Regions from separate parts of the Homo sapiens genome. Here region 1 is linked to region 2. Evidence: read pairs that join two places in POLR2A ChIA-PET (ENCODE). Cell type or tissue: Panc1. All regions are shown on one strand. Links, peaks and the distances in the headings refer to the core of each region. The heading gives the core; the rest is flanking DNA.

Region 1 (9,631 bases), core at 979-8,978, 200 kb after region 2:
TTGGCTGGAATATGTAGAATGATGTGATTTAAAGCACAGGTAATATGGTATACACTGCCCTCCATATCCTCAAGTTCTGCATCCACAGATTCAACCGATCATGGATGGAAAATGGAGTCAGGCCTCTGATGGTACAGACTTTTTTCTTGCTTAGGAATAATAATTCCCTAAACAATACAGTATAACAACCATTTCCACAGCATTTACATTGTATTAGGTATAAGTAAGCTAGAGGTGACTTAAGTATACGAGAGGATTTCCATAGGTTATCTGCAAATATTATGCCATTTTACACGAGGGACTTGAGCATCCTTAGATTTCTGTATCCTCGAGGGTCTTGGAACCAATCTCCCAAGGATATCCAGGGACGGCTGTATATGACAATCGCTTTGTCGGGAGCCCTCAAATAATCTTCCCCAAGAGTTGGCACAGGGATACCAGGAGGAGCCTGCGTGATGGAGAGAGGCCTGACATGCATGAAAAGATGCCACTGGCAACAAATATGTTAGTTTCAAATATTAGCCTCAAAATGAAAGTCACAAGGGAAGTTGGAGAATCCAAACTGCTTGCCCTGAATTGCACGAGACCTGCTTCTCACACAGACAACAAACTCTGTGTAGCTTGCCGAAAGTCGAGAAATAATAGCAGGGATTTAAATAAATTATTTTGAAATTAAACCATGGCTAGTGGCCAAAGAGACTTTCAAGGCAAGGCCAAGGAGGCCATCTTCTGAGTAATAATACTGGGAGAGGGAGTTTGGGAGCAGATCACAAAGTCCTTGATGGTCATCCTAAAGGAACTGTGTCTTATTTCACAGTCCAAAGGGGGCCAGAGCCACAATCCAGTGATAAACTCAGCAAAGTCCTCCAATGAGGTTCTAGAGGAATCCCTGCCGATGAAGGAGCTGCATGGCTCAGGCGCCTTTCAGCAATGCCTCCCCTACCAAGCGTAGCCATGGTAGACAGTCAGCTTCTAGGTGACATGGAGTGTCTGTGTTTCTATCACTGGACGTAACTTGCTCAAAAGCCAACGGCCTAAGACAAAATGATGTGGTGTCATTCAAAACCAACACACAGAGGATGACAGCTATTAGTGATACAAGCACAAATCTGTCACACAAAAATAAAATAAACGCAACAACAATCTACTAGAAAACAGCCGAAAAACACTTTGGCTTTGAGGACTTTTTGGAAAAATTTGAAAAATACCAGAACTGGTACATACTTGGGCCGAGATGTGTTTGCTTTTCTAGCAGAGTATGAGCAAATCTGCACTTTGGGTCAATTTCCACCCAAAAGAAATGTCTGGTCATCTCTCTGCCCTGTGAGACTCAACCCAAATGCACTGAATTCCTCACTTTCATATACCTCACTTTATGTTCACACTTGGACTGGAGCCAGATGCATAAGCAAGAAATACAGAGGAGTGAAAAAAATCATTTCATCCACACAAGAAACCTGGGGGGCTTCTTACTGAGAGTCAACACCGGGATGAGATCACGTGCCGTGAAAGAAGCATCACGGGCAGGGCTGGTGCTACCGACTGAACCTCGCGCATGTGTGCGTTTTCGTTTTCTGTTTTCAAGAGCTTAGCAGGGAAAGGAGAGCGGTGGCGCTCTGTTCTGGCACATGTGGAAGTAAACATCAAGGCTCTAAGGGAGAAAATGGAAGTATACTAAGTGGTGCCACTCAGGGTTTATGTGGGCTTAAAAGTGATTCTTAACATCTGTCCCAAAGGGAAGAGTGTTTCCACAGAGCTCTCCTCGTGGCTCCTTTTTCATTCACACATTTACTCAGCACCTGGTTGGTGTCAGGCACTGGGAGGGTATAGTGCTACAGACCTGAGCAAATTCAGCCCCTGGTCTGGTGGAACTTGTAGACCAGGGAAGGGGACAGACAGCTGGACACCCAACTGTAGCAGAGTGTCATCGTTTTACACAAAGTAGTATTCACCTTGAAGCAGGAGGAAGTGCCACTTGCCAGAGGAGGTGGCTTTCAGAACCACACTGGAGGATGAAGTGAGTGTGCAGGCCCCCAGTTGGGCTGCAGCCCAGGGGGTCCTACAGGCAGACGCCCATGGAGATGGGCCTTGGCAGTGTCACCCTGTGGTGGACTGGGAGCCGTGGAAGGATTCCAAGCAGAGATGAATACTTCAGAAACCACCTTCTGACACTCGAGCACCAGTAAGACCAGCCAGGAGGGCACTGCCGTGCAAACAGGGGGCTAAACTACAGCCCCAGCCAGGGCCTACTGGGAAGTTAGCAGGCTGATCCACAGGCAATGACAGGAGGAAGGAGGAGGCAACGTCCCAGACAAATGGAAAGAGAGTTGTATCAGTCATGAATAGGGGGACAGAAGGCAAGGAGTAGACTTGGTGAAGTGCTGGAAGAACAATGGAGCAGCTGATGGCAATTCCAGTGAGGCGGTGCTGAATTTAGGGCACACATACAACACCCAGTGAGAGGGTGGATCTATGGGGTGTGAAGGCTTGGTCTAGGCTAGAGGTAAAGATGTGGGACTCAACCTATTGTGGCAAGTCCAGCCACGGGTTCATGTGTGACTTGGTTATAAGGGTCTGTGCAGGCAGAATGCCAGAGCCCTGGAGAATACCAATAACAACGAGTCTCTGGAAGATCCTGAGGAGTGGCCACAGAGGTGGGAGGGGACCACAGAAAGCCAGAAAAGGGCCACAGGAAGCAGGGGAGGAGAGCCCTTCAGGGAAGAGGAAATCAAATAAGACAAGGGACTGCACTCTTTCCTGAACCTGGCAACCAGTAGGTCACTCCTGAATGCAGGGAGAGGATTCAACAGAATTGTTGGTATGGATAACAGCACTGGACTAGGGAGTGGATATAAAAGAACAGGTGATCTCTCTAGAAATAGCTATGGAGGCGGGGAGAGGTAGGGATGGAAGATAAGCAGGCACAGGGTCAAAGGAGGACAGAACCTCAAGTTTCCTCAATTTCTCTGGCCTCAGTGAATTTCTCTGAAAGCCCCAAGCATTAAAGATGGCACCCAGCAGCCCCAAGTCACGGAATTAAACACCATTTCATGTTCATACTTAAACTTTACAGCACCAGAGCCTTGCAAGTCTGAAGGTTTGTGATAAGAGAATTTTGGAACCAAATAAAATGCTCCTTTTGTTAGGCAATATTTATGGGGCAAGTATGCTCCAAGGAATATTAAAAATAGGTCTTATGAAAAGGGGATGAAGGATTCTGTCTTAGCTTGAGCTGCCATAACAAAATACTGTGGACTTCGTGACTTAAACAGACGTTTGTTTTCTCACAGTCCTGAAGGCTGGCAGTCTGAGATTCGGACGCCAGCATGGTTGGTGACTGGTGAGGGCGCTTTTCCCGGCCTAGAGACAGCCGCCTTCTTGCTGTGTCCTTATGTGGTGGGGAGAAAGCAAGCAAGATCGCTGTTTCTTCTTATAAGGGCACTAATCCTAACAGACCAGAGCCTGCCCTCATGACCTCATGAAACCCTCATCACCTCCCAAAGGCTTCATCTCTAAAGAGCATCACATCGGGGGTTGAGGCTTCCACACGAGAATTTTGAGGGGACACCACTCAGTCCATAACAGATTCAATGGCCAATTCCATTTGAGAAACTCGGCTAAACAGTGTTTCTGCGCATAAGACTTCTCAAAGCCTGAAAGGTGCTAACATGCAGGAGCAGACCTGGGAGACTGAGTTTGGGACCACCGAACTTTGACCAGGGAACACTTCCGTTTCCCTTAGAGCATCTTGAGAGAAGAGTGTTTTGAGACAGTCTGAGCAGTGGCGAGGGGTGTCACTCCAGTTGTCAGATGCAGCTGAGGAAATGACTCCTAACAAGCTAGAAAACTCATAACCATCCCTAGTTGGGTTCAATGACATGGAAATTTAGGGATGCAGCAAGATTTCAGTTCTCAGATGTGCTTCTACATTGACCTGACGTAATAGGAGTTGGTTTGTCCTTTCTACTTGGCCTTGACCCAGTTTCTGGAGCTTGTTTCTATGTAGATTCATTAGCTGCATTATTCTTAGGTCTCTTCAAGAAGAAAGGCAAGAGGTAGTATAAGAAGTTGGAGGAGAGGGCAGTAGCAACAGTTGCTTCCTTCTATTCTGCAGTATGTGTTGCCTCTGCTGGGGCTGGAAGGCTCGGATCCAGAACTCAGATCCCTTGTCTGGCACAGTTTCTAGCTACTGCCAGACCCAGAACATTACTGCAACATTAAGCCCTCTAATTATGTTTTGGAGACAATCTGTGAAGAAATTTCAAAATGAAGAGTGTGTGTGTGTGTGTGTGTGTGTGTGTGTGTGTGTGTGTGTGTGTGTTTTAACCCATAGAAACAGCAAAATGGAGAGAGAGCAAGACCTGCCATTTAACTAAAAACTACACCAGATACAGAATGTGGAGCTTGTAAACCACCTTGCTATGTTCCAGCTGCCATGTGACACAAGCAAATAATTGCTTTATCAGCAAGAAATTAGAGGAAAATAAAAGAACCATCAATAGCCACACCTAGCCAAATTTGTTAGCATTTCTCTTCCCAGTCTTCAATCAAATCTATTAATGTAGATTTGGGACAGCACTTCATATACATTCAGGACAAACTGGTTTTGTGTCACAGTAAGAGGTCTATGAAGGTCACAGGCAATGTCGAGGTTAATCCTCTAGCTACGGATAAAAAGAGCTGCTACATATGTGCCCAGAGCAGAAGCATCTTCGCGAAGACAGCATTCCAAAAAGCACACTCAGAGGATCAGGAAAACAGCAGAATCCTGGGTTGTTTTGTTTCCTTACATTTTGAATACACTTGCATCATGTTAAAAGGTGACTCTGCACAGACCAATGCACATTCTGTCACATACCCCAAACGTCCTCTAATAGGCGTTCCTCTTTGAGAAAAAAGTCCTTTCAAGGTTTTCGTCCCACTTTTATAAACTTCATGGCACAGATCAGAACCACAGAGGCTAAAGCCTAAGTCCCCAGTGCAGCCTGGAACAGCCTTTGTTCTGCTTCTCTGACTCCTGTCCCCCCTTGGCATTTCTTCATTCTGTGTCGTCGTTTGGCCAGAAAAAATGCCAGCAGCAAGATGGGGAACTGCCTTCCCAGCTCTCTGCGAAGACTCTTAAGGCAGAAGCGAGGCCTGCTGGGAGAAGGCTGATGTCAGCTCTTAAGAGCACAGCTCCCTGCTCGGATAAGGAGGCCTTTGTTTTCAGCTCAACTGTGAAAATGAGAAAATGCCTCTAGCCTGACAAACAAGAAACCCACACAACACAGGTCAGGCCTGTGACCTTTACTTAAAGGTACCACACTCCATTAGCAAAACACTTCCAGGGAATCTGCAGATCCAAGAGTGGCCCTCAGAGAAGAGCAGCTCTGCTTCCACCTCAGGAAGGCAGGTTACAACCCTGAAGCAAACCTCACAGAGAATCAGTTCCTCGGTGACGATCCTCCCTAATGGGAATGGAAACACACACAACTGACATACATGGGGCAAAGTGGGGGGATGCTAAAGAAACTAAAAATCCCGATGTAACAACAATATTGCAGTTTCCACATTAGTAATTTAGGACAACTACATTTATGACCATAAAATATCCTCTTAAATCCCCAGAATGCCTTTGGGAATACTTGTAAGATACAGTATGAAAGTAAAGAATATAGAATTTCAGCACTGACCCTACCAAGTTTAGACTATGCCAAGGAGGCGTGGCAGAAAGAAAGAGCAGATAGTTTGAAGGATTCCATTCCATAGGCTTTGATTTATGAAATCTAGAGGGAAAAAAAACACATGTCTTCAAATACTTAAAGTAAATTATAAAATGCTCCAGTTTGAATCTTTTAGGCTAAGGTTACTATTGGCTTGGGCCACTAACTTAAAATTGGGCCACAGATTTTAAACAAGAATTAAAACAATCTAAAAAGCAGCTTCCCAAGCGTAAAGAAAACCCTTGTTTGTTCCTGTGGGATTCTCACCTGTACAAAGACTCATTTCAGGCCTCTTGGGGGCAGCTGGACAGCACTCCCCCTTCCACAATCCCTGAGGGAACCCTGGTGAGGCTGTGGGGACCTGGAGTGTGCCGAACTACTAACGTCCCGGGGCCTCCACCCCTTTACTTCCCTCCATCCTCCTTTGTGTGTGCTAAAATGAACAGTCCCCACCTCCCAAATATCCTCAGTAGTGTGTGGTTTGAGAGTGCTTAGGCTGCATCGTCCCAAACTATCAGGCATTAGGGTCCAGTATCGAATGATTCATCGCAGTTGGATATGTGTGCTATTAGCATAAATATCCCATGGTGGCTGACAGCACTGGCTCTAGGATCACACAGCCTGAGTTTTGAATCCTGGCTCTGGTACTTACCAGAGTGTGTGACCCTGAACAAGTTACAGAACTCTCAGTGTTACCATCTGTAAAGGAGGGATAACGATAGTCTCCACCTCATAGAACTGTGAGGATAAAACGATCGTGCCCATGAAGCACGCAGCACAGTGCCAGCGCACAAGGGCTCACGAGTTGCTGTTACTAACAAGCCCTGGAAAAAAGCCCTCCCAATTCTCTGGATGCTGAGAATCAGGACCTATCATCATTCTCCATGATGAAAAGTTCACCTCTCTCTAAAGCTTGTGTAGACATGAACACAATAACTTGTTTTGCCTATAAATACACATTACTGTTTACGACGTCCCAGCTGCTAGCAGGGTCAAGGGACTAAAATAACCTCAGCTTTTCCATTTCCTCTGGGTTCACTTTTAACCTGAAATGAGGAATTGCTTCCTTCACTCTCATGGAATTTGTGAAATAGTCTCTTGGTAACTGGTCCATATACATCCAAACTAAAGGCTCTAAAGACATAGAAGCAACAGCTGCCAAAGAGGGTATGATCATGTTGCCAAAGATTTTACATCCAGATACCAAAAACTACAGATACTGCAGAACATTTGAGGTCTCATATATATAATCAACTCTTCTGCAAAAGATAAAGAAAATCCAGGGAAAACCCCCAATCCCATTTTAGCCAATCATCAATTTCTTCTTCTTACTGAGTTCCTATTATATGCCCAGCACCTGATTTCAAAGGCTTCCTCCAACCTTTTGTTAAGCTGAATGAATTCGTGGTTTTGAGTTTGTTTTTCCCTCTTTTTCTATTCACCCCTATGGTGAGAAAAGTGAAGTGACAGGGCCAGGAAAAAACAAAACAAAACAAAACACCAGATGAACAATGAAGGATGAAAGGACAATGCAAGCAAAGGAAGAGGGAGGGAAGAGGAGGAAGAGGAGCTGCAACAGGAACCGGAGAGCCCAAGCCTGGAATACACACTCAAGGGCACACCAGAATCGGGACATCGGGCTCCAGCAAACACTTCAAAGGAAGCGTCATAGAAGCAAAGACAACAAGGGGCCCATCTCACACCAGGACCGTGTTTCAAAGGCCCCCCATCAGCGAGGGGAGGCTGCGTTTTCTTTCACTGGGCCCTTCCTCGTTCATTATGGGTTGCTCAGTGGGTCTGTGGCAAACACAGCTGGATGGAGCACAAGGCTAGTGACCATGGCTTTGATCCCAGTGTGAGCCTAGGGGCTCTGCCCTATTCTGTGGCCGGGGGCAAATACACTGTAAATATATACTGCTGATCAAAGAGAGGATGCCTGCTCCAACGGGAACGTGGGCTCAAACAGCACTTCCCCTAGAGACAGGGTCCAATTCAAGTCAACATAAAATTATTTAGCACCTAACACATGCCAGACATTGGACTGGTCAAGTGTCATCTTAAATACATGATGTGCACCTCTAAAGCTGCATGTAATTCCCCAGGTGGGATGTAGCTATGGCATCATCAAATGATCACTGGTGTTGGTGTCACACACAGCAGGGTTAATCCCAGCTGCCAACAACTTAGACACATCATCCTCTCACAAACTCAATTTTTGCTTTTATAAAATCAATCTGATATAGACAAAAAGACAGAGATAGACAGATAGATGTAGAAATGTGCCTACCTAGTGTAAAGGGTCACAATTATTGTGAGAGTTAAATGAGATAATATATTTCAAGTGTCCAACACACGGCCAGTCTGAAGTAAGCACTCAATAAATGTTCCCTTCCTCACAGGTGACACATCCCACTCTAAGTCTACACACACACAGGTGACAACCTCTTCATTTCAGCACAGAGCCCTCTCAAGGTTCTACCCACGAAGCAGCCTAGAATGACTCTCACAACCGATATGAATTTACCATACTGTTACACTGCACCCACTGTTTGCCTTCAAGAGTTTTAATTCTATTACAAATACACAAGATATTAAAATGCACGAGGTCATCCATTGCAGCACTGTTAGTATTGTAAAGCACCTGAAATTGCCAAAATGTCCAAACACAGGGGACTGGTTGGATGAGCTTTGATGCATGCAGGTAATAGAGTGCCACGCAGCTGAAATCCAGAGTGAGGAGCTGGTAGGAAAAGATTTCCATGATGTGTCATTGAAAAACACGAAGGCGGCCAGGCACGGTGGCTCACGCCAGTAATCCCAGCACTTTGGGAGGCCGAGGCGGGCGGATCACCTGAGATCGGGAGTTCAAGACCAGCCTGACCAACATGGAGAAACCCCATCTCTACTAAAAATACAAAATTAGCCGGGCATGGTGGCGCATGCCTATAATCCTAGCTACTCGGGAGGCTGAGGCAGGAGAATCGCTGGAACCCAGGAGGTGGAGGTTGTGGTGAGCCGAGATTGCCTCATTGCACTCCAGCCTGGGCAACAAGAGTGAAACTCCATCTCAAACAAACAAACAAACAAACAAAATAAGAAAACACCAAGGCTGAAGTGAGTACACACAGTAGGCTATCGCACATGTAAGAAAGAAGGGGAAATGCAGAGAAATGCAAATCAAAACCACAATGAGATACCATCTCACACCAGTTAGAATGGCAATCATTAAAAAGTCAGGAAACAACAGGTGCTGGAGAGGATGTGGAGAAATAGGAACACTTTTACACTGTTGGTGGGACTGTAAACTAGTTCAACCACTGTGGAAGTCAGTGTGGTGATTCCTCAGGGATCTAGAACTAGAAATACCATTTGACCCAGCCATCCCATTACTGGGTATATACCCAAAGGACTATAAATCATGCTGCTATAAAGACACATGCACACGTATGTTTATTGCAGCACTATTCACAATAGCAAAGACTTGGAACCAACCCAAATGTCCAACAATGATAGACTGGATTAAGAAAATGTGGCACATATACATCATGGAATACTATGCAGCCATAAAAAATGATGAGTTTATGTCCTTTGTAGGGACATGGATGAAATTGGAAATCATCATTCCCAGTAAACTATCACAAGGACAAAAAACCAAACACCGCATGTTCTCACTCATAGGTGGGAATTGAACAATGAGAACACATGGACACAGGAAGGGGAACATCACACTCTGGGGACTGTTGTGGTGTGGGGGGGGCGGGGAATAGCATTAGGAGATATACCTAATGCTAAATGACAAGTTAATGGGTGCAGCACACCATCATGGCACATGTATACACATGTAACTAACCTGCACATTGTGCACATGTACCCTAAAACTTAAAGTATAATAATAATAAAATAAGATAAAATAAAAAAAAAGAAAGAAG
Region 2 (9,631 bases), core at 663-8,662:
CCTGCCTCAGCCTCCTGGGGAGCTGGGACTACAGGCGTGCGCCACCACACCCAGCTAATTTTTGTATTTTCAGTAGAGACGGGGTTTCACCATGTTGGCCAGGTTGGTCTCAATCTCTTGACCTTGTAATCTGCCCACCTCGACCTCCCAAAGTGCTGGGATTACAGGCGTGAGCCACTGCGCTCAGCCAGCTACTTAAATGTTTAAGAGAAACCTCTGTCCCAAAGCAACTTGTCACCTAAGGACTTTGCAAATGCACCACTTAGAAAGGCAAATCATAGATTTGAAAGGAATGGTTAAACTGTTATCTGTTAGCAGACATTCATTTAATTCAACTGACATTTGAGTCCCTGCTGTGTGCCAGAGATACAAAGATGATTACAATAGCCACTGTCTTCAAGGAACACTGCCTAGAGGGTGAGACAGACTCATAAGCCAATAATGATCTGTTCAGTTGTGAAATGCCCTACAGCAAGGTCTGTCCTCTTGTTACGGCATCCCAATACCAATTAATTTTGTAAATGTGGAGGACTAGGGAAGGCCTTGCAGAGGATGACTTCTGAGTTGATGTTAAAGGGTCAAGTAGGAGTTTCTAGAAACACCTAGGGGAGAGAACACAAGGAATTCCAGGCAGTGGAGAATTGCATGTATAATAGCCAGAGACAACAAAACATGGCAGTTATGAAGTTGTTTAGTAGAGCAGTTGTGGCTGAGCCTGGGACACCCAATTTTCTACAAATCGTCCTCTTGTCTTTGTGAGTGCCGTTTTAATTTTGGCCATCCTTGGAGTTGGAATCTGGTATACGTTGTCTAATGCTTAAAGCTGCTGTTTTGAATTTTACAATAACATGTAAAACTCTTGCTCACCTAGCACCGAGCTTTTTAGGGAGTTTCCTAGCCTAAGGAATCCAGCAGCTGCAGCAGGGTGGTGTGGAGGGCAGGAAGTCAGGGGATTTCCAGGGTCCTGGCTCTGCATCCCTTGCTGGACTGCCAAGTGACCACAAGCAAGGTGCTCCCCCACTCTGCCCGCCTTCATTTATTTTCTTCAGTGAGTCAGTTGAATGAGATAAGTTCTGGCTCTCTATTGACACTTTATTAGCTTTTATATTTTATATTTCCTTTATTTCACAAGCAATGGATTTTTAATTGCAGAAAAATCAGAAAATATATTTAAGAAAGAAAATAACCACGATCCAGCCATTTAGATCACTGTTAATTGGTGATGTCAACACTTCTTGACTTAAAATATATATGTATGTATATAGGTATACATAGACATCATTTTTCCCTGAACATTCCTACTATAAGGGATTTATGGTACTATATTGAGGATACTCCCTGCTTCTCAGATTTGATAGGGTTTTAAATCTCAATCATTTACAAGGACTGGCCAGAGCCCAGTCGGAAGAGCTCTCTGCAGCCTGTGCCAGGAATCTTTGCATACAGCTTCTCAGTGGCAAATATTACTCAAAACTGGGCTGCAGCCAGATTTTCCTTCTCCTTTCCAAAAGGGATATAAATCTCTGATTTGGAAAATGATGAGTAACCCCCAGGTTCTCTTTTCCTATCTCATTTACCCAGCAAGGCCTCAAATCTTCTATTTTAATGTATGATGGATTCCATATGTATGATTGTGTGGTATAAAATATATCCCACATCTTGTCCTTAGCAACTAGTGTTTTCTCCAATCTCCAGAACTGCTTGGTTCCCAAAAGGAGATGGAATATACAGCCAGAGCTGGTGAGGAGTATTTAGCTACAAGCCTTAACCTCAGAACTCTTGGCTCTTCACTGCCTTGAAAAACCTTGGACATTTCTCCCTTTGCTTCTATTTCCTCATCCATACAGTGGGGAAAATATTTTCTGTTTCCCAGGGAAATTGCAATGGCTGACGTGTATCCAGTTCCCTGTGGCCAAGTACCAAGGCCTTTGCCCACTCCTGGGACTGGTGTTGACATCAGAAATAAGAAAACAAAGACCCCTGTGATTGCATTAGGTCTCCTGAGATACATGCAGCCTTTTCTGGGCTCACTGTCCACACACAGGTATAATGGGAGGGATTGAATCAGGGATTTGAAGGCCAAGGCTGCCCTGGCTTTGAAAGGCTGCAGAAACCTTCCGTTCATGTCTCTTGACAATGACAGCCAAAACCTTTTCCATGATTCCAGAGAACACGGCCTTGCTTGTTACTTTTGACCTGTGGTTTTTAAGACTACCTAATTAGTAGTTAGAACTTGTGATGATTACTCCTTTCCCTGTCACCTGTGGTCACAAACACATCTAGTTTTCCCAGACAAATTTTTTCTTACAGGATCCCTTTTGCCACTCAGACCAGAAAGTTGAGGGCTGTGTTCTCCTTAGATGGTTCCATTGGCAGCCTGGCCCAAGCATAGTCTTCAGGGTATTGAAAAATTGGGTTCCTTTTAGTTTGGAATTAATCTCATTCACCTCTAGTCTTATCCCCAAGCCTATTCTTAAATTTTTTTGAGTCATGGATTGTGTTCAGACTGATGAAAGCAGTCACCACTGTTCCCCTTAAAAATGCAAAGCCAGCTGGGCGTGGTGGCGCACACCTGTAATCCCAGCACTTTGGGAGGCTGAGGCAGGCGGATCACGAGGTCAGGAGATTGAGACCATCCTGGCTAACACGGTGAAACACTGTCTCTACTAAAAAGGCAAAAAATTAGCCAGGCGTGGTGGCAGGTACCTGTAGTCCCAGCTACTCAGGAGGCTGAGGCAGGAGAATGGTGTGAACCTGGGAGGCAGAGTTTGCAGTGAACCAAGATCACGCCACTGCACTCCAGCCTGAGTGACAGAGCAAAAGAAAAAATGCAAAGCCACACAGTTTTACAGACAATTTCAGAGGCTTCATGAAGTCCCTGAAACATCTCTGTGGATCCTAGTAAAGCACCATTGCTCTATGAGTGTTTCTTTGGTACCATTCCCAAGCTCTCCTAGATGAGACACTAGGATATGAGAGTTGCAACCAGTCCCACCATGGCTGCCCCTATGGCTTTGGGAACTGACCATCTACCTCTGGGGACTCCTTTTCCTCAACTGTAGTAAAGGGAGATGCAGGGGCTGATTTACCACTAGTTTTTGTGTCTCTGAGATTGTGTAGTCTCTTGATCAACTATTTCATTTCTTTAGGCCCAGCTGTATCCAACTGGGTGATGGAGGACGGTACTAACTCTCCTCAGAGTTCAGACGGTTAGTTCTCCCTCTGCTAGCAGGGTGCATTGACTTGACTCCTGATGGGCAAAGGTCCCCAACTAGCCACTGCTCATGTTCCTTCTTTTTTTTTTTTTTTTTAAGGAGTCTTGCTCTGTTGCTCAGGCTGGAGTGCAGTGGCGCTATCTCAGCTCACTGCAAGCTCCGCCTCCCAGGTTCATGCCATTCTCCTGCCTCAGCGTCCCAAGTAGCTGGGACTACAGGTGCCTGCCACCACGCCTGGCTAATTCTTTGTACTTTTAGTAGAGACAGGGTTTCACCGTGTTAGCTAGGATGGTCTGGATCTCCTGACCTCATGATCCACCCACCTCGGCCTCCCAAAGTGCTGGGATTACAGGTGTGAGCCACTGCGCCAGGCCCCTTCTTTCTTTTTTTTATTCATATAGTACATTCATCTTCATCCTCTTGCCTATACCCTCAATAACTTTGTAAGATAGGGAGGGAGGAACATGGACTTGTAACTGCTACCCAGCTGCTGAAACAAGGGAGCCATCAGCTGGAACTGGGAAAGCTTTTATGGACATATATGGTCTTACACACACAGGCTTTATACAATGTATATATCACTACTTAGAGTATTTTAAGTACCTAAATATAGGCCTGGCATGGTGGTTCACACCTGTAATATCAGCACTGTGGGAGGCTGAGGGGGGCAGATCACCTGAGGTCAGGAGTTCAAGACCAGCCTGGCCAACATGGCGAAACCCTGTCTCTACTAAAAATACAAAAATTAGCCACACTTGTAATCCCAGCTACTTGGGAGGCTGAGGCAGAAGAATCTTTGAACCCAGGAGGTGGAGGTTGCAGTGAGTCGAGATGGTGCCACTGTGCTCCAGCCTGGGGAACAGAGAGAGACCCTGTCTCAAAAAAAAAAAAAAAAAAAAAAAAAGATGTGAAAGAACTGTTTGAGAATGTCTTATTCCTGAAGTTACCCTTATGACTTGTTCATATAACATGTTATACTGTATTTATGATAGTGATATGGATATGAACTTAATCATAGTTTTCTAGAGTGTCTGACCTTCTCTAGTTTTATATAATTCTTTCATTATGAAAGTTTTGTTAGTGCTTTTTTTTTTTTTTTTTTTAACACAGAATAAGCTACATGGTTCTCTTCTCTAGAATATCTAATGACTGGTTAAATCACATAGCAAAGTTAGACATCTTGAATTTACAGCCATCATACTAAAACGGGAAAATACCGCCTGTGTGGGCCTTAAGCTACTGCAAGTGTGCCAAATGTGAACAGTCAGTGGGAGAATACACATGAGCAAGTTTTGCAAATTAGAGGAGTCTTCTTGACAGTACACAAGGGTGTATTCAGCAGAGTCTTGAGTAAAGGCAGCATCATTGGAATATATGTGCAGCCTCCCACGAGGACTACTGTGGAGCATGTGTTGAATCGTAATCTGAACTCACCTGTCGTCATAAGTCTTGGCAGCTAAGGTGTCTTTGTAATTGACTCTGGATTCACTGAAGCATTTGGATATTTTAAAGAACTCTATTGACCTTCCAACTTGGGATAGAAATCCATGCAAAAGCATATTTTTGTGTTATGTGCGAAGGCCTGGGAAAAATTTGGATTTCTCTTAGTTCTCAGTTGTACTTTGCATTTTCCTTTCTTTATATGTCAGCTCTTCCACAAAGGACCTTGAAGGGAGAGGGTAACGAAAGTGGGGATTGAGGCAAGTGGTAATTACTCATTGTTGTGTTGAAACCTCCTACGTATCCCAAATGTGGAATGTGAGCTCAACATCGCTCTTTCTTAAAGAAGACTATTTATTTTGTTGCCTGAGTAAAACCTTCCATAAAATTGCTAATAGGCCTATGTACAATATTTTCGTTATTTCAGTTTGACTTGACTGATAAGGAAGATTGATTTTAATCATAAGGCACACAGATTTTTTAAAAAGTGAGTGCAAAATGACTTGCTAATAGACTAATGTCTGAGTAAGAAAACAAAAACATGTGTCTCCCAGCTCTATTGGAGGAGCAAGAGTTTCATTTAACAATATCTGCTGTCTTTGCCTAATCACTCACTAGTTGCTATTTTTGATAATATTCCAATAGGCGCTGAAAGTATACCTGGAAAATGAGACCTATGTCATCCTATCCCACTCAGCAGAAGGACTGCAGTCCCAACAAATGGACCCTTTCACAGTGCTCCCTGGAGGAGACTGTATGTTTCTGTTGGGCTGTGCTAGTTTGATCTGTTCTTCTTGGGAAATTGCTTTTACTCTCACAGTATTTTCCTCATAATAGCCTCAGCAGTGGTAACTTTTTGACCTTTGTGGGTGGGTTTGATTTTTTTTTTTTTCCAGAAAGTAATTTGAAGCTGTGTGTTGTGAATAAAGAGAATGAGCAATTTGCAGGAAATTTTTAAAAAACTGCAAGTTAAAGTACTGCAAGGCTTAAAATGGCACATGGGTGTGAACAAATGAGAACGTTAGAAGGGAATTCAAAAGTATCCTATCTTTTGAGCTAAGAGCTGGCAGGACATTTTGATATGACTAGTGCAGCAGCAGTGAGCACTGGCTTTATCTGCTACCCACTAACCATGTGACCTTGAGCAAGTATCTCAAACTTTGAGCTTCAGTTTCCTCAGGTATGATGTAGTTGCAGTACCATAGCCATGAAGTTGGAATAAGAGCTCGTGTGATGGGTGTCATGTAGTTGGCACTGTCAGTGTTTTCCGTTGATCTTTTGTCTGAACAGAGATCAGGTGCCGTTCCCATTTCCTTTCCTGAATATACTCATTTTTGTCATTTACAGCCATAAAAAACTTTCCATCTTTAGAAGTTGACAAAAAAGGAGGGGAACAAAAAAGGGCCTGGCCTCAAGATGTGAGCAAATACTAATGTGCAAGTTTTTAGATTCTTTTTCTTTTTCTTTCCTTTTCCCTTTTCTTTTCATGACAGCTGTAAATCTAGGAGCTTAATTATTAACCTAAATGAAGCTGAGGTTTAATGTTCCCCGGAGCATGCACTGATGGGGAAGGATGAATTCTCATTTCCTGGAGGCTGAAGATCTGTGCAGGTGTCTGTGGCCAATGTTAAGCCTACGACTTTAGATGAGCTGGCATAAATCTTGGGAGAGTTTTCTTGTCTGTGTTCCCTCTGAATTTCTCTGTGCTGTTAGAGGCAGGGACAGAAGAGAACCAGCATGGCAGTGCTGGGCTCAGGGTGATGCCTGCCTGCCAGCACAGCGGTTCTTGTCCCTGTCCCACATTGCTTCTTGGAAGCCTTTTTACAGCCTCAATCATCTTGCTTTTTCTACCGCAGCTATAAATGGGTTGGAAGCCAGTGCAACATGGGCAGGGAGGACTTGGTTTAATCTTTTCAAGTGCTACAGCATTTCTCTGTTCCTTTGGCATCGTTTTATGGATGTTTTCCCAGTATCCCTTTCCAGTGTCTTATGAATTGGCTAGCAAGAGCGCTTCCCAGTCTATCAGATGGAGAGAGCATTAGGCTCAGAGAAATTACATGAAAGTCCAGGATTTCCAACTTCTTGTTCACTTTTCTACCATATTAATCATCTCTCAGACAGTGATGTGGTAGGATTCATATGCATAGAATTCCATTGTACTTATTGGGGGGGGGGTAATTTCACTTTAAATTTTTAGCAGCTTCGAGGACTTAATTGGTTAGGCTCCTTCAGGCTGTCTTTGGAAATCTTGTCCTTTGAAAAGGGAATGCTGATACCCAGAGGAATGTATTTCTTATGGTCATGTTTCAGACTGTAGCATCTTGAAAGTCATGTGGGCTAGAGCAACTTCTAGGTGTCCTTTAGCACAGATGCAGGCTGGGGGTTGAGAGTTTAAAAGCTTTTTCTCAAACTGTTTATGACAAACATAGTTCATCTCCCATTTTGGTTAATTCTCAGCTTAAGTATTTTAAGAAACATTTGGAGGGCAGGGACATGCAGCTGCTAAGAATCCAAGACAGTGCTGTTTTGAAAATGCAAATATTTCTGGTTTGCATTTACTTGAAGTAGGGTAGCTTTCTCCCATATATTCCCTTGAATACAGATATTCTTTAAATGACATCATTTTGAGTAGAATACAGAGTCCAGGTGGTTTTGGGGAAATCATTAAAAAAACAAACAAAAAAAACAAAACAAAACAAAAAAACAAAAGCTTAGGTATCATTGCATTCTAGGGGCCAAGAAACAGAACGATGGTATTTTTGGCAGGCACCCAGGCCCAGCAAAACCCACACCCCAAGGCTGTCTCTGTAGCTTCCTGTGGTTTTCCCACTGAAGAGAAACAGCCTTTCTCTTGGAGGGCCTGGGATGGCAAATATGTATATCAGCTTGATCAGAATCATAATATTCCGGCTTTGAGGTTATGTCCCAACAGGCTTCATTTAGGAAATTTGATGCACCACAATTGTTGCAAACTGAGCTGAACTGATTTTGTGGCTCCTAATGGTGCAAGTTTTTTGTTTGTTTGGTAGAAACTGGTAACGTCCTATATTAGAAGTTATGCTACCAGGTGATCTGTAACAATAAAGTCAAGTCTCAGACTAAATTTTGCCACAGATAAGAACATTAGCAAGCAGGCACAAAAGTTAGTCATTCAGCATGTTCCTGTGGACTGGGAAAAGCCCCAACCTGTCCTTTGGGTATGTATCTCACGTCAAAGTTTAGGTAGAAACAGATGCAGAAAAATTCTCAATACAGGACACATCTAAACTTTTCATTGGCGCAGGTGATGGAATCCTCTGTTAAGTGTCCAGACCCAGGACCAGAGTGCCACTGCAGAAAGTGTTAGGCTGCCTGGTTTGCCAGATTCTTATAACCCACGTATATATGCAAGGTTAGAGATCCCTGTACAGTATTTCCAGCCAACACATATATATATTGAATTCTATTGTTTTCATCGGAAAAATTATTTCTACCATCCTTTATACTTGTGAGGAAATCCTCTAGTATAGATTTCAAAGCTGTAGCTGATGCTTTTGTAATAGCCACACCTGGGGTATGCACTCCTGATTAGGGTACCTCAGATACTAACTAGCTACCCATAAGAGGAAGGGAGGGAGGGAGGGAGAAAGGGTTTGTGTGTCTTCCCACATACTTGCATGCATTCATACTGTGTATTCAGAAATATTTAAAAATAAATTACAGATAATAGGTATCTCTTTATTTGACCCTGGAAATATTATGTCTTGTATAATGTTGCCAGCCATTCATGAGTGACTTGAAATGTCAACTGACCTTTGGCCTGCCATGGTGTTTTAGTCAGAGCCATTGATGAATGGCTCACCATGGGGCAGAGAAGAGAGAAGAGAATGATAATTTTTGATAGTTTTGTAGGTTTTTTTTTTCTTTTATCTCAGTCTCATTCGGTTGCCCAGGCTGGAGTGCAGAGGTGCGATCTTGGCTCACTGCAACCTCCACCTCCAAGGTTCAAGGGATTCTCGTGCCTCACCCTCGCAAGTAGCTGGGAATACTGGTGCATGCCACCACACCAGGCTAATTGTTGTATATTTTGTAGAGATAGGGATTCGCCATGTTGCCTAGGCTGGTCTCAGACTCCTGAGCTCAAGCAGTCCTCCTCCCTTGGCCTCCCAAAGTGCTGGGATTACAGGCATAAGCCACCATGCCCGGCCAGCTTTGTAGGCTTTTTCAAGCTTTTTTGCATTCTTTCATTTGATATTCTGGTATTGTGGAGATGTTGTATCCCCCACTCAATTTTATACACAAATCGTTGTCCAGGGTCATAGAATGAGTAAATTACAGGAACTATAACTTGAACGAACTCTCATCCTTTATAGTTCCTCTGTACTATAAGGGCAAGTTACTACCAAGAAGAGCTATTACTATTCTTCAAAGAATACCATAGAACTTTTTCACCTTGGGGCAGTTATTGCCAAGGTAAGACCATGTACTAAGGATATATTATATAACAGAATGCTGGGAGATTTCTGTCTTAACTAGTGATAGGACAGGTGATTTAAACCAGCTCTCTTACTGAAGTCACCTTAAGAAACTGGATCAGTTGCTTCTAAAAATCTTCTTAAACATCAAATCACTATTATAAGGAGATTCTGAGTTGAGCTTTGAGAGAGAATGTAAGCACAGAGGAGCAAAGCCGTAGTATTAGGGCAATTTTTTGTTTTATGGCCATTTGCTGATCAGGAAAAGGAAGTTGAGAGCGTGAGCCACACCTTTAGTGTCCTTTCAAGGTGAAGGAGATAAAACTTGTAGTCTGGGTGCTTTCAAGCCTGAGAACCCTTATAAATCATTCTTGACTTTGGGTTGGAACTCTATCAAGAGATACACCTAGGAGTAAGGGTGAAGTGGGTGTAAACCATCCCTCACATTGGCTGTAACAATTTCACATTATTTAAGTGGCCCGGAAACCGTAAGGCTTCCTTGCATTAAGATAATTCTATTTA

The links. ChIA-PET counts read pairs that join two places held together with the same protein. Peaks named below come from ENCODE experiments on the same cell type or tissue, not always from the same donor. Only the 100,000 strongest peaks of a DNase experiment are listed, where the experiment ranks them.
Region 1: POLR2A ChIA-PET joins it to region 2 with 14 read pairs; 4 of 35 experiments call an interaction of 5 or more read pairs at or near these places.

What each region holds. Positions count from the first base shown.
Region 1 is chr3:11,586,391-11,596,021 of GRCh38, forward strand. The region is part of intron 2 of VGLL4 (vestigial like family member 4); the gene reads right to left. Among named protein-coding and RNA genes, the nearest start is that of VGLL4, 53 kb to the right of the region's middle. RefSeq lists enhancers at 6,827-7,358, 7,359-7,889. In Panc1, for the core only: no CTCF peak of the experiment used is centred there; no DNase peak of the experiment used is centred there; H3K4me3 peaks cover 889 bases; H3K27ac peaks cover 7,687 bases.
Region 2 is chr3:11,385,139-11,394,769 of GRCh38, forward strand. All of the region lies in intron 19 of ATG7 (autophagy related 7), which reads left to right. Among named protein-coding and RNA genes, the nearest start is that of ATG7, 120 kb to the left of the region's middle. In Panc1, for the core only: no CTCF peak of the experiment used is centred there; no DNase peak of the experiment used is centred there; H3K27ac peaks cover 6,419 bases.